Linked DNA regions of Homo sapiens: all the other regions are linked to region 4. Evidence: chromatin contacts called from ENCODE Hi-C data. All regions are on one chromosome and are shown on one strand. The core of a region is the stretch at or near the end of the contact, and the rest is flanking DNA. Distances in the headings are between cores, read along the strand shown.

Evidence for each region. Hi-C counts contacts between places; a loop is a spot of excess contacts on that map. Pooled maps may share reads with other maps.
Region 1: a map of CD8-positive, alpha-beta T cell shows a loop between it and region 4 (9-fold over the local background). The contact joins the promoter of CDC73 here to the promoter of ASPM in region 4. A Hi-C loop is called at or near these places in 2 of 168 maps with a recorded cell type or tissue (CD8-positive, alpha-beta T cell and naive thymus-derived CD4-positive, alpha-beta T cell) and 7 of 50 pooled maps.
Region 2: a loop to region 4 is called in a map of CD4-positive, alpha-beta T cell, with 4 times the contacts of the local background. The contact joins the promoter of ZNF281 here to the promoter of ASPM in region 4. A Hi-C loop is called at or near these places in 3 of 168 maps with a recorded cell type or tissue (CD4-positive, alpha-beta T cell, CD4-positive, alpha-beta memory T cell and naive thymus-derived CD4-positive, alpha-beta T cell) and 7 of 50 pooled maps.
Region 3: a loop to region 4 is called in a pooled map, with 16 times the contacts of the local background. The contact joins the promoter of DDX59-AS1 here to the promoter of ASPM in region 4. A Hi-C loop is called at or near these places in 5 of 50 pooled maps.

What each region holds. Positions count from the first base shown.
Region 1 is chr1:193,120,282-193,123,425 of GRCh38, reverse strand. It overlaps CDC73 (cell division cycle 73), which reads right to left and starts at 1,395. Exons shown (of 17, transcript NM_024529.5): 1 at 1,095-1,395. The coding sequence starts at 1,225. RefSeq lists enhancers at 958-1,007, 607-1,251, 1,278-1,347, 1,252-1,898 and a silencer at 1,508-1,587.
Region 2 is chr1:200,408,410-200,411,494 of GRCh38, reverse strand. It overlaps ZNF281 (zinc finger protein 281), which reads left to right and starts at 1,459. Exons shown (of 2, transcript NM_001281293.2): 1 at 1,459-1,549; 2 at 1,772-3,085. The coding sequence starts at 1,790. RefSeq lists enhancers at 1-205, 881-930, 477-1,054, 1,055-1,632, 1,633-2,210 and a silencer at 1,271-1,450.
Region 3 is chr1:200,668,257-200,671,271 of GRCh38, reverse strand. DDX59-AS1 (DDX59 antisense RNA 1) reads right to left here and starts at 1,765. Exons shown (of 3, transcript NR_110787.1): 1 at 1,650-1,765. DDX59 (DEAD-box helicase 59) reads left to right here and starts at 1,365. Exons shown (of 8, transcript NM_001031725.6): 1 at 1,365-1,505. RefSeq lists a silencer at 1,212-1,951.
Region 4 is chr1:197,145,175-197,148,214 of GRCh38, reverse strand. ASPM (assembly factor for spindle microtubules) reads left to right here and starts at 1,546. Exons shown (of 28, transcript NM_018136.5): 1 at 1,546-2,074. The coding sequence starts at 1,778. RefSeq lists a silencer at 1,862-2,041.

The DNA.
Region 1 (3,144 bases), core at 146-2,645, 4.0 Mb after region 4:
GTGAAACCACATCTCTACTAAACTACATAAATTAGCCGGCCATGGTGGCGGGGGCCTGCAACCTCAGCTACTCAGGAGGCTGAGGCAAGAGAATCACTTGAACCCAGGAGGCAAAGATTGCAGTGAGCCAAGATCGCGCCACTGCACTCCAGCCTGGGCGACAGAGCAAGACTCCCTCTCAAAAATAAATAAATAAATACCAACCAACAAACTAAATTTCCCTAGTTTTTCATCGACTCTTCATAAAGCTTCCATTCAAAGAAACAAAATGAGTAGGGAAGTTGTAGCTCAAGGTTCTAATTCTAGAAGCGATGCACCAATGACAGTGACATCATTAAAAAGGCCCCTAATGACTGTTAGAGCCGTCTCTAGAAGTTTTCCTGAATGACTTAAACTGATAAAACTTCACATGGACCAACATTCCCAAACATTTCCCTTTAAAATACACTTCCGAAAAATCACACGCACCATCTATTTCTTAGATCTGTAAAGCTCACTCATTTCACCAACTCCTGAAGACCTCTCTAACACAGACTTTTATGACTCTTCCAAATTCACCAAATTTCTTTCCGGTCCTAACTTCAGGGTTGATTCCCTTTTCTCTTCTACAGGAATCACCCCCACCCCAACAATGAAAGGAGATGAAATAAACCAGGAGTTGCAAAGACCAGCGGAGATAGTTACATAGCAGCCTGGAAAAGAGAAAAAAAAAATAAAGAACAAAAAGAGGCGTCTACGGCACCAGACGGTGTGCTCCTTTGTGCACCTATGTTCAGGTATCCCTTGCGCACCAGTCCCACACTTCGCTGGTACACATACCTACTGATAAAAATTAACTGTAAAAGTCAGAAACTCCCACGGTACCTTTCCTTTGGGCTTCTCAAAAATTTTAAGTGATGAACTGCTCTAGAGCTCCGCCCCTTCTTTCCTTACCCTAAAAGTGCAACTTCTGCTCTAGAGAGAAACTTTCTTTTCCCCGAACACCCGTTTTATCCCATCCCCAGGGGAAACGGGGGGAGGGGTTAAGAAAGAGGTCGCCTGGGGGCGCCCAACTCTGCCCTGCCACCCCTGGGCCACAGCCATGCCGGACTTACCCCCAAACAACATAGTTGGTCTTCACATTCTTGGGCCAGGAGAACTCCCCGAAGATCACTTCGTCTCCCTTCACCACAATCTCCTTCTTCTGGATGTTGTACTGTCGCAGGACGCTAAGCACGTCCGCCATCTTCCCCCCCCTCGCCTCCGCCGGCTCGGGGCGCCGCCGCTGCCGCCGCGCCTGCCTCCTTCTTCTCTTGTCGCCTCGCCCTCTTCCTCCTCCTCCTTCGCCGCCGCGACGAACCAACAGCAGCAGCACTAACAGCCGTCCTCGCCTACGACAGCAGCAGGGGCAGTAGCCACCCAGGCCGCCGAGGACCCCGCGCTGTAAGGCAAGGCCCCGCCGCCGGCTGCCCGCGGAGAACGCCTGACTGCGCCCCTCCAGCGAGGCACATCCGCCGCCAGGGGGAGCCGCGACCGCCTGGAAAAGTGCCCCTCCCAGACTTCAGCTGGGCACGGAGCCCACTCACTCGCTGAAACGCTGAGCGCTGGGGCACCGCGCCCACGTACGGCGCACGTACGGGGAACTTTGCCGGGCGCGCGCGCGCGGAGCACGTACCCAGTACCCCGCGGCGCGCACCAAGCGGCGTCAGGTGCGCGCGTACCTGAGCAGTGGGTCAGCACTTCCATCCCCAGCACGTGCACTGAGTATTTAACGAACTGTCTCGGGTGCGACCAGAGGCTCCCCCGGGTCCCTGCTTTGGCCGGGATGGAATTCGGCAAGGATTTGCGGAACACTAGAATTACCTTCCTATTTAGATCGGACCCAGGCCTAGCCAAAGACCTCTAGGACTTAGTGATCCGGAGAAGCCCTTTTGAAAGAGTGGGGCTCTTGGGGTTGGGGTTGGGGTTTTTTGTTTGCTTTTGATGTGGAAAAGAACGAGTTTTGGTTTTTTGTTGGTTTTGAGTGGAAAAGACCGAGTCCAGAAAAAAAAAAAAACAGTTCTGGGCACTGCTCGTCAAGTTACATAGCTTCTCACAGCATCAATTGGTTAATGAAGAAAATGGGGTTAATACGAAGATAAGGTAAACGCGCCTAGCAAGTCAATAAAATATCCTAAATGTTGGATCCTCCCTCTTCATTCTTTGGATGATGACTTTTTCCATCGCGGTCCCTTCTCCCCGCCAATCCCGAAGGGCTATATTCAAAAGGCTGTGTTCCAAGATGTAAATGGGAAAGTTGCCCTAACAGAAACCCCAAACGGTCCAATTTAGAACACTTCCAGACTACCCAATTTTTTAAATGGTACTCAGAAGTCTCAGTGGTGTCCTTGACATGCGTTTTGAGACGGTTAAGATAAGTTCAATATACTATGGCCAACCAAACACATCCTATGGGATTGTTTTTTTTCTTTTACCATGTCAGAAGGAAAAAAGAGGCAACTTTGTGTTTGACATAACCAAATTCCTTGACCTGTTTTGAAAAAAGTCAATCTTTTCACAACGCAGAGGACTACAGATACAGAAGTGTGTGGTTCATTTCCGATATGATCTGTAGCCATTCTGCAACTGTTAGTTTGTGAAATTTTTTTCTGTTCCACCAATGTTTTCACCCCGTAGTATTCTCCTGAATCTCACCCCAAGCACACACATTATAAAGAAATGGCTACAATTACCTATCCCCACATTCTCTATTCATACCTGTGTCAGAGCACTCAGTACCATATTACTTCCCTTTATAGTTTATTTGCCTGCATCCACAAAACTGAAACACCATAGATCTGTGTCCTCATATCCTACTGTCTAACATTATTTGGTACATATTAGTAATAAATGGATGAATTCAATAAATTGATGGAAGCTCCTAGTAAATATCGAGTTAATACATGGATAGAGGCTTCTAATAAATGTTGAAGTAATGAATGGAAAGATAAGCTCAAGGAAGCCAAGATTTCATGATTAGGAGGCTCGACTATAGTCCCTTCAAACGATACTTAATTTTATTTCATACTCAAATAATGATTAAAGTCTCTCTTTTCAGAGAAATTATGTTTTTTAGGTTAATGAATTTTAAAAAGTGGTAAGATAAGTCATTAGTAAGTTGTTGCT
Region 2 (3,085 bases), core at 210-2,709, 3.3 Mb before region 4:
AAATATATATTTCACAATATCACAACTATACTTGACAGTATTAAAGTGTCAGTTTAAGTGGTGGAATACTTACATGTTGTTTCATGGGATTAGAAAAAAAGCAATTTCTTCTTATCTCAAAATTCTCATTAAATATTGTCTGTAAAATTTTTAGGGCAGGCTGAGAGAGGTCCATAAGTATTAGTAAATAATCCCTATGGTTTCGATTGTGAAATTTCCCAGAGAATTTATTATTTAATTATGAGAAGTTATTTAGCTAGAAACATTGTGATGTACATGTAACTTCATTAAGAAAACATACTATGTAAATAAGCTGTTGTCATAGTTCTAGTTCTTTTATTTAAAATTTCTCATTTATAAATATCCTTTGCTAGGAAAGTGTCTGGTTTAGATTTCTGCATGCTTAACATGAAATCGAGTGCCTTGTGTACATTAGACACTGAATAAATATTTGTTGTTTGATTTTGTTGATATAACTTTGATTTTAAGATTTTACTTCATAATTTTCCCTTACAAGAAAAATTTCTAAATTTGCAATGAGTTTCTCGGTATTCTGTACTGGCGAGGAAAGAGTTGATCCTAGCAGAGCTCTTAGAATGGCCTGGTGGTTAATTTTTCATAAACAATATAAAGGGCCAGGCATTCATAACGTGGCAAACAGACTGATTAGCCAGGCTAAGGTACGGGGGCATTTAAATAAGATGTAATGATAATGAAGTATGTGTGTGGGCGTGTTTTACAGGACTGCTGCACCTGGATTACGCTCGGTTTCCTCTTCCAGTAGCCTTCAGGAAGGTTGGCAGTAAGACAAGTTTTTTTCTTTTTCTTTTTTTTTTTTTTGTTGCAACGGTACCACTAATTGCGGTTTCAAAGCAGGCTCCTCCCATAAATGCAAAGGATATGCGCCCATTATTAGTGCTTCCAAATTCAAAGGGATAACATAAGCACCTGTTTTAATAAATGTTGAGCATTTGGAGTTGAATGCTTCTTGATAGAATCAAAAGTGCCCTCAATGATCCACTTCTAGGTTTGAATTTTATTTCAAGACCTGGATTGCAAAACCTAGAGTGAAGAAAGCCCTAACATTGAATCCTCAGTTTCCCTCACCTTCTCTTCCAGCCCCTTTCTCTGCATCTCCCACGCCACGCTGTAGTACAGTCCCCCGTAACTTCCCGCCCCTTGGGTTCCACCTCCTGAGCGTCTTTCCCCCAGAAACCCTCAACCACTTTCATCTCCTTCAGTGCAGCCCACCAATCACGCCTGTTCGCCTCGAAAGCCCCTTTTTAGCAGGGCTCCAAATCCCCGCCTCCCCTGCCCTTGCTCCCCCGCCTCCGCCCAACGGCCCCAGTGATTGACAGGCAGGCCGGGCGGAAGCTGCGGCGCAGGCGCCCTGGCTCCTTAGCCCTCCCCTCTGGCCGGGTCGAGGAGTTCCCAGCAGACACTGCGCCGCGGCTGCGCAGTACACGGGAGGCTTTTAATTCCATTGTGGAGAGGACGGCGTTATTTTTATTAACTGGAGGCGACGGCGGCTGCGGCGGCGGCGGGACCCGTAAGTATTGCCGGTGGGTCCAGGAGGGAGAGGGCGAGGCCTGGGGAAGAGTCGCAGGACCATGCGTGCCGGTGCCGGAGGCGACTGGGCTGGGAATTAGTGCTGGGCGCGTTGCGGTCTGGGCGGCGGCGCGGCGGGGTCCTTAGCGCTGCGGTGGTCCCGGCCCGGGGCCCGGTTCCACCTCCTTTCCTCCCTCTTCCCTCTTCCTCCTCCTTTCTTCAGCCAGGCCTCCTCCGGGGTATGAAAATCGGCAGTGGGTTCCTGAGTGGCGGCGGAGGTACCGGCAGTAGCGGTGGTAGCGGCTCCGGCGGCGGTGGTAGTGGCGGCGGCGGCGGCGGCGGCAGCAGCGGCAGGAGGGCAGAGATGGAACCCACCTTTCCCCAGGGTATGGTTATGTTCAACCACCGTCTTCCCCCGGTCACCAGCTTCACCCGGCCGGCGGGGTCGGCCGCCCCTCCCCCGCAATGCGTGTTATCCTCCTCTACCTCCGCAGCCCCGGCCGCTGAGCCCCCCCCTCCGCCAGCCCCGGACATGACTTTCAAGAAGGAGCCGGCGGCGTCAGCCGCGGCCTTCCCCTCGCAGAGGACCTCCTGGGGGTTCTTGCAGTCTTTGGTTAGCATCAAACAGGAGAAACCCGCGGATCCTGAGGAGCAGCAGTCCCACCACCACCATCACCACCACCACTATGGGGGGCTGTTCGCTGGAGCTGAAGAGAGGTCTCCAGGCCTAGGAGGCGGTGAAGGGGGGAGTCACGGCGTCATCCAGGACCTCAGTATTCTCCACCAGCATGTCCAGCAGCAACCAGCCCAGCACCACCGTGACGTATTACTCAGCAGCAGTAGCAGGACTGATGACCACCATGGCACTGAGGAGCCAAAGCAGGACACTAATGTCAAAAAGGCAAAAAGGCCAAAGCCAGAATCTCAGGGAATCAAAGCCAAGAGGAAGCCAAGTGCATCTTCCAAACCTTCTTTGGTTGGAGATGGAGAAGGTGCCATCCTCTCCCCAAGTCAGAAACCTCATATCTGTGATCACTGTAGTGCTGCTTTCCGAAGCTCCTATCACCTGCGGAGACATGTCCTCATTCATACAGGAGAAAGACCTTTCCAGTGCAGCCAGTGTAGTATGGGTTTCATTCAGAAATACCTACTACAGAGACATGAGAAAATTCATAGTAGAGAGAAGCCATTTGGATGTGATCAGTGCAGCATGAAGTTTATTCAGAAGTACCATATGGAGAGACACAAGAGGACACATAGTGGAGAAAAGCCATATAAGTGTGACACTTGCCAACAGTATTTTTCAAGGACTGATAGATTGTTGAAGCACAGGCGCACATGTGGTGAAGTCATAGTTAAAGGAGCCACTAGTGCAGAACCTGGGTCATCAAACCATACCAATATGGGTAATCTGGCTGTGTTGTCTCAGGGAAATACAAGTTCTTCAAGGAGAAAAACAAAGTCAAAAAGCATAGCTATTGAAAATAAGGAACAGAAGACCGGTAAAACAAATGAATCGCAAATTTCAAATAATATA
Region 3 (3,015 bases), core at 516-3,015, 3.5 Mb before region 4:
CTTTTAAAGAAAAAGATTCAGAATGATGAATACAAATTAGGTTCAAAAGTGACTAATTTTTATAATGGCAAAAGAAATTACAACAATTAGAAATGTCACAAAACCCAGGAAAAGAGTTCTGTTATAGGTATGTGACCTACGAACTTGGGAAGTCTGATACATTTAGTCTGTGTGGTTCCCATCAATAAAGAAAATACTTAAAGTGCATTTATAATCCTATCCGCTACAGTATTGAATACATTCCTGACAGGAGAAAACTTCCTTTTGACTAGGCAGTAAGAAATAAATGTTCTGTTACTACACGTAACAACTTGGATGAACCAAAAAAACAAATGTTGAGTGATAAAAAGCGAATTCCAGGCTATATGTATTTTTATAAAGCTCAAAAAGAAGAAAAATACACCAATACACAGGAATGCATCCAAATATGATAAAACCACTAAAAATGGCAAAGAGGGACAAAACTGAAGATAGTGGTGGTGAGCTAAGAGGCCAGGAGTAGAATCCTGGAGATGCATAGATACATGCTAAATACTGATAACGTGGTGGAGTGATAGTTTCATTAGCATACTTTAAATTTTACATATTTGGTAAATATGCTCTTTTGAATGCATCGACTATTACACTGAAAATATTTTTAAATACTTAAGGCACCTGAATATAAGCTGGCTTCCCTCCTTCCTCTCCCGTGCTGTCTCCTCTCCCCCATCACTTCTCAACTACAAGCTGCTTGGGACACGTGGCTCCAGAGGTTGGCAAAACAGGGAAATGTCAGCCCACAAGGAACAAGAACCGTGACTTGTGTTATTTTCTTGTTGGTGTTGGGGTGGGGGGAGGGGTGCGGTGGTGCAGGAAATATTATCCAGCTTATCATATATGCCACATCAAGCTGACTCCGTTTAAATTTTGAGTGGCTCTACTAGCTAAAGCCAGAAAAGGGTTTTTGGGCCCAACGGGCAGAAGTGCCCCTCCCTTTTACACTCACACTTCCCACTTTCTAAGGGTGCCAGGCCCCCGCGCCGCCCTCCTGCTTCTTTCCGGACGGTCCAACTCTTTTCCACCAGTCCCAGCCCATTCGATTACGTAAATTCTTCCAAGAGGATTCCCAAACGTGCCCCTCCGTCCAGAACTCGCCCAGCCCGGACCAGTTCCGAGATTTACCACCAGCCCAGAGCTGGGCGGGGGCGTGGAAAACGCGAGGAGCCTTCCCGCCCCTCTCCTTCTCCCTCCCTCCCTCCCAAGCCACTGCCGGCTCCCAGCCGAGCTCCGCCCCCGCGGTGGCCCCGCCTCCCCGCCGCCCGGAAAGCGGGCTGCGGCCCCCTCCCAAAACCCGGGGAAGTGGATTCTACTCTACGCTCCGCTCCGCTCCGCTCCGCACCACCAACCCCGGGCCGCAGTCCTGACGAGCGGGTCAGGGCTTGTCGGGCGGAAGCCTGGCCTGGAGCCTGGAAGGGGGAGACGGCCCGAGCGGGAGCGGGAGCGGACGCGGCCTCAGTCCTGCGCGGGTGAGCGTGCCCCGGAAGCTTGGGCCCCTGGCCGCCCTGGTGCCCCTTCTCCGGGACCTGGGGCGCTAGGCCGCGGCGGCAGAACTGGTGCCCCTGCGCGGCCTTCCTCCCATCCTTACAGTTCCCCGTGTCCCAGGCCTCTACCCGGAACCGGAGCCCCGCCCGTCTCCTAGCAGCTCCGTGACGTGAAGCGCCTCGGGGTGCGGTGCCGCCGGGCGTGGGTGGGAGGCAACGCCCGAGGGGAGGGCCCGCCAGTGCACGGGGGTGCGGGGCGCGTTGGCGAGAATTGGAGGCCGCGCCGCCGCCAGCCGTCCGCCGTCCCGCCCAGCAGGAGCACGTTCCCTTTCGCCATTGGAAGACTGAGTTCCAAGCTTTTTCCTGCTCACCTAGAGCCGTCCCTGCCCCGCCCGCCACCCCCTGTACATTTTCGGAGATTTAGGATAGTAATTCTAGACCCTCGGTTGCATTTCTGTTGGAATTTTTCTGGAAGTTGGAATCTGGCAGTTTAAACAAAGAATTTTTTTAAGAAAAATATTTATTAGTATATTTGATAGTCCCCAGATTAGGTTAAAAGCCTTATTCCCAATAACTGTAATTTTGCAAAGACATGTTTTTGGTGTAAAAAGGTATAGATATGGGTTGATGAAAAGAATCAAACTCTGAAAAATATTTGAAGAGATTTATTTTGAGCCAGATTCAAGTGACCATGGCCAGTGACAGTCCTCAGGAGGTCCTGAGAACATGTGCCCAAGGAAATTGGGGTACAGCTTGGTTTTATCTATTTTAGGAAGGCGTGAGACATCAAATACATTTAAGAAATACATTGGTTTAGTTTAGAAAGGCGGGGCAACTCAATCGGTAAATGTAAACGTTATCTGGTTGAGGTTATCTAAAGACCTGGGATCCATAAAAAGGAATGTTCAGGCTAGAGATAAAGGATTGTGGAGACCAAGTTTTATTGTGCAGAGGAAGCTCTTAGATAGACTTTAGAGAGAGCAGGTTGTAAATTGTTTTATATTGGACTTAAAAGGGTGCCTGGCTCTTAGTTGATTATCTCCTGGATCTGGGAAGGAAGGAGGGAAAACAAGGGGAGATGGGAATTCTCACCAAATGCAGATTTTTCCTGCAAGAGACTTTGCAGGGGAGTTTTAAGGTACGACAAGGAAATATATTTTGGGGTAAAACATTTTTATTTTCTTCCTTGTTAGGCCAGAGTCAGATTGGAAAGTAAGTCACGATATACAGGGTTAAATAAAACCCATCTGATGAGAATTTATGGTTTGTAGGGCATGACTCTCCAGACCCCTTAGAAAGGAATTTGGGTAAGATAAAAAATTAGAGCTTAGTCCTCGTATGGTTGAGAGCTTGTGCTCTGGATCCACAGTGCCAGGGTTGTAACACTTAAGAATTGTGTGAGCTTGGACAAACCACTTAATTTCTTTTCTTTTTTTTTTTTTTTGAGACGGAGTCTTGCTCTGTTGCCCAGGCTGGAGTGCAGTGGCGCGATCTG
Region 4 (3,040 bases), core at 297-2,796:
AGGTGGGATTACAGGCATGCTCCACCACGCCTGGCTAATTTTTTTATTTTTAGTGGAGACGGCATTTCGCCATGTTGGCCAGGCTGGTCTCAAACCCCTGACCTCAAGAATCCGCCTGCCTCAGCCTCCCAAAGTGCTGGGTTACAGGCTTGAGCCACCGTGCCCAGTGGAAAAATTTCGTTTAAATATTGTTAAGGTCCAACTTCAGGTGAAATTGGACACCATTGAATATAATTTCATGTCTCATCTTCCTTATTTTGATTTCCCATTGACTTCTCTTTTTACATGTTTTGTGTAACCATACATACATCCAGACATTATTTTTATTTTTTAAGTTTTCTACTGCCTTTAGAGGCAATATAGTGTAGTGGGTAAGAGCAAGACTAGGGCCAAACTGCTGGGATTACAGGCATGTGTACCTATCTGGGTTATGCCACTTCCTACTTAGCTGTATGACCTGTATTCCTCATCTGTAAGATACAAATAATGGTACCTACGCCCTAAGAGATACCTCGTAGGTTTAAGGCAAAGGTTGAGATAAATAGGTAAAGGATTTTTAAAAAATCCCTAGCCTAGGGTCGGGCGCCGCTCAGGCCTGTAATCCCAGCACTTTGGGAGGCCGAGGCGGAGGCAGGCGGATCACTTGAGGCCAGGAGTTCCAGACCAGCCTGGCCAACATGGCGAACTCCCCTCTCTACCAAAAATACAAAAATTAGCCAGTCGTGGTGAGGCGCGCCTCTAATTCCAGCTACTTGGGAGGCTGAGGCAGGAGAATCGCTTGAACCCGGGAGGCGGAGGTTGCAGTGAACCAAGATCACGTCACTGCACTCCAGCCTGGGAGACAGAGCGAGACTCCATCTCAAAATAAATAAATAATTTAAAAAATCCCTAATATGTAAGCTATAATTATTATTAGATCCCTACAATTGAAATAAAAACTAATAAGATATTTGTGAAGGGCATTGCCAGTCAAAACAATCATTTATGAATTACTGGTAATCTCAGGTTTCATTTGTTTACCTGGTTTTGCTCCCAGCGTCCCGAGGTAATTAACAGCATGTAAATGTACTGAGTCCCTGCTATGTTGTCACTAAAATAAGCATGTTCATACAAACTAATTATCTTTACATCTCTACCATTCAGCCCTGGAAACCGCGACAGTAAAGTTAATATAATTCTGGGCGGGGTATGCATATGAGAGGAGTGGCATAAACCAATTTTTGCCTACGTAACAGTTTTATCTATGATTGTTCCTGGAAACCGCAATGATTACTACATGTATTGTGGAAATGCTGTGACTCCCTTCCCTTCAGCACAACCAAAAATATAAAGACGAATTTCAATTCTAAGCCCCGGGTTTTAGACGGTGGCCAGGATTCCGCTACCGTTCTCACCTCCTCCGCAGATAGCGATTGGCGGCCGGATGCAATCATTCAAATGAAGCGCCGCCGTCTCATTGGCCAGGGGATGCTGCTCACCGATTGGTCCCGTGACGAGGAGGGCGGTGCCCGGAGGTCCTCATTGGTGGAGGCGGCAAGTTTAAACAGAGTCAAAACGCCATACTTGTTTGGCTCCTCTTTTTAATTTGCGAGTTTATTGGGCTTGTTTTCTGTTTTCTAGGGAGTAGGTTAGTGGAAAAGAAAAAGGGCCGAATTCACTCCCACGACCTCTACAGCCGCCCCTGAGGGGAAGCGGTCAGCGTAAGTCCCGGATCCCCGCTCCGGAGCCGCCTCGTGGGAGCGGGGCAAGGAGATCCAGGAGGGGTCTCGAATCTGCCATGGCGAACCGGCGAGTGGGGCGAGGCTGCTGGGAAGTGAGCCCGACCGAGCGGAGGCCGCCCGCGGGGCTGCGGGGCCCCGCGGCCGAGGAGGAGGCGTCTTCCCCGCCGGTCCTGTCTCTCAGCCACTTCTGCAGGTCTCCTTTCCTTTGCTTCGGGGACGTTCTCCTGGGAGCCTCACGGACGCTGTCTCTGGCCCTAGACAACCCTAACGAGGAGGTGGCAGAAGTGAAGATCTCCCACTTCCCGGCCGCGGACCTGGGCTTCAGTGTGTCGCAGCGCTGTTTCGTGTTGCAGGTAGGTCTCAGGAGGAGCGTGCTCCAGGCCGGTGTTCTGCTTCTCCGCTATCTTTCCTGCCACCCTCCTCAGGAAGGTTGACGATTGGAGAAGAAATCAGAAAAGACCCTTAGAGAATAAAGTCAGTTCCCTTTCACTCAATAACTGTGGGTGGCTCTTGGAAAAGAAATCAGAAAAGACCCTTAGAGAGTGAAGTCAGTTCCTTTTCAATAACTGTGGGTGGGCCCTTGACGCATACACATGTGTGTGAGTATATATATATGTGTCAATATTATATATATATATATATATATATTCTCTAATTGAAGGCTAGGATAGACGCTAACTTGGGCGGGGACAACACATAAACGCGCGCGCACTTAGCATCTTTAGGAGCAAGTTATATAGACTTCTCTGTTAAATTGACAAGCACTTTTACTAGACTTAAGGCGTTGTGAAATAGCCTTGCCGTTCTAAATTAATAGACAATGCACTTTTTTAACACTTTTTTAAGATTGACAGGAGTACCTTGGTTGGTTAAAGCAGCTTTTTTTAAAATTTCTATCAGCCATCTTAATATGCATTTTAGTTTCCATATGTACCCTTAGAGTCGAGGTAACTGGTTTTTTTTTCCGGTGAAATAGTGAGCTTTGTTCTGGCTAAATGCCTACAATAAAAACCAAAAAAACCTATTCAGAGTTGTTTTCAATATATACGTGTAGTATGTATGCACACTTTAGTATTTTAGTCCTTTTTTTCTTTGCTGTTAAGTGTAATTTTAATGCTGCATCAAATTTAATTTTATAAATGTTGTTTCAAGAACTCCTGTAGCTTTCTTTTACTGCATTGCATTTGCAAGAGTAATGCTCCAATCCCCTTCACCAAAGACTGGAGAATTTATGTTTTTATTTTGACTGCTGTGACCTTTCCATTGAGTAGAATCACCAAAAGTATGAAAACCGTTAGCCGAGGAGGTCTGAACTAGTA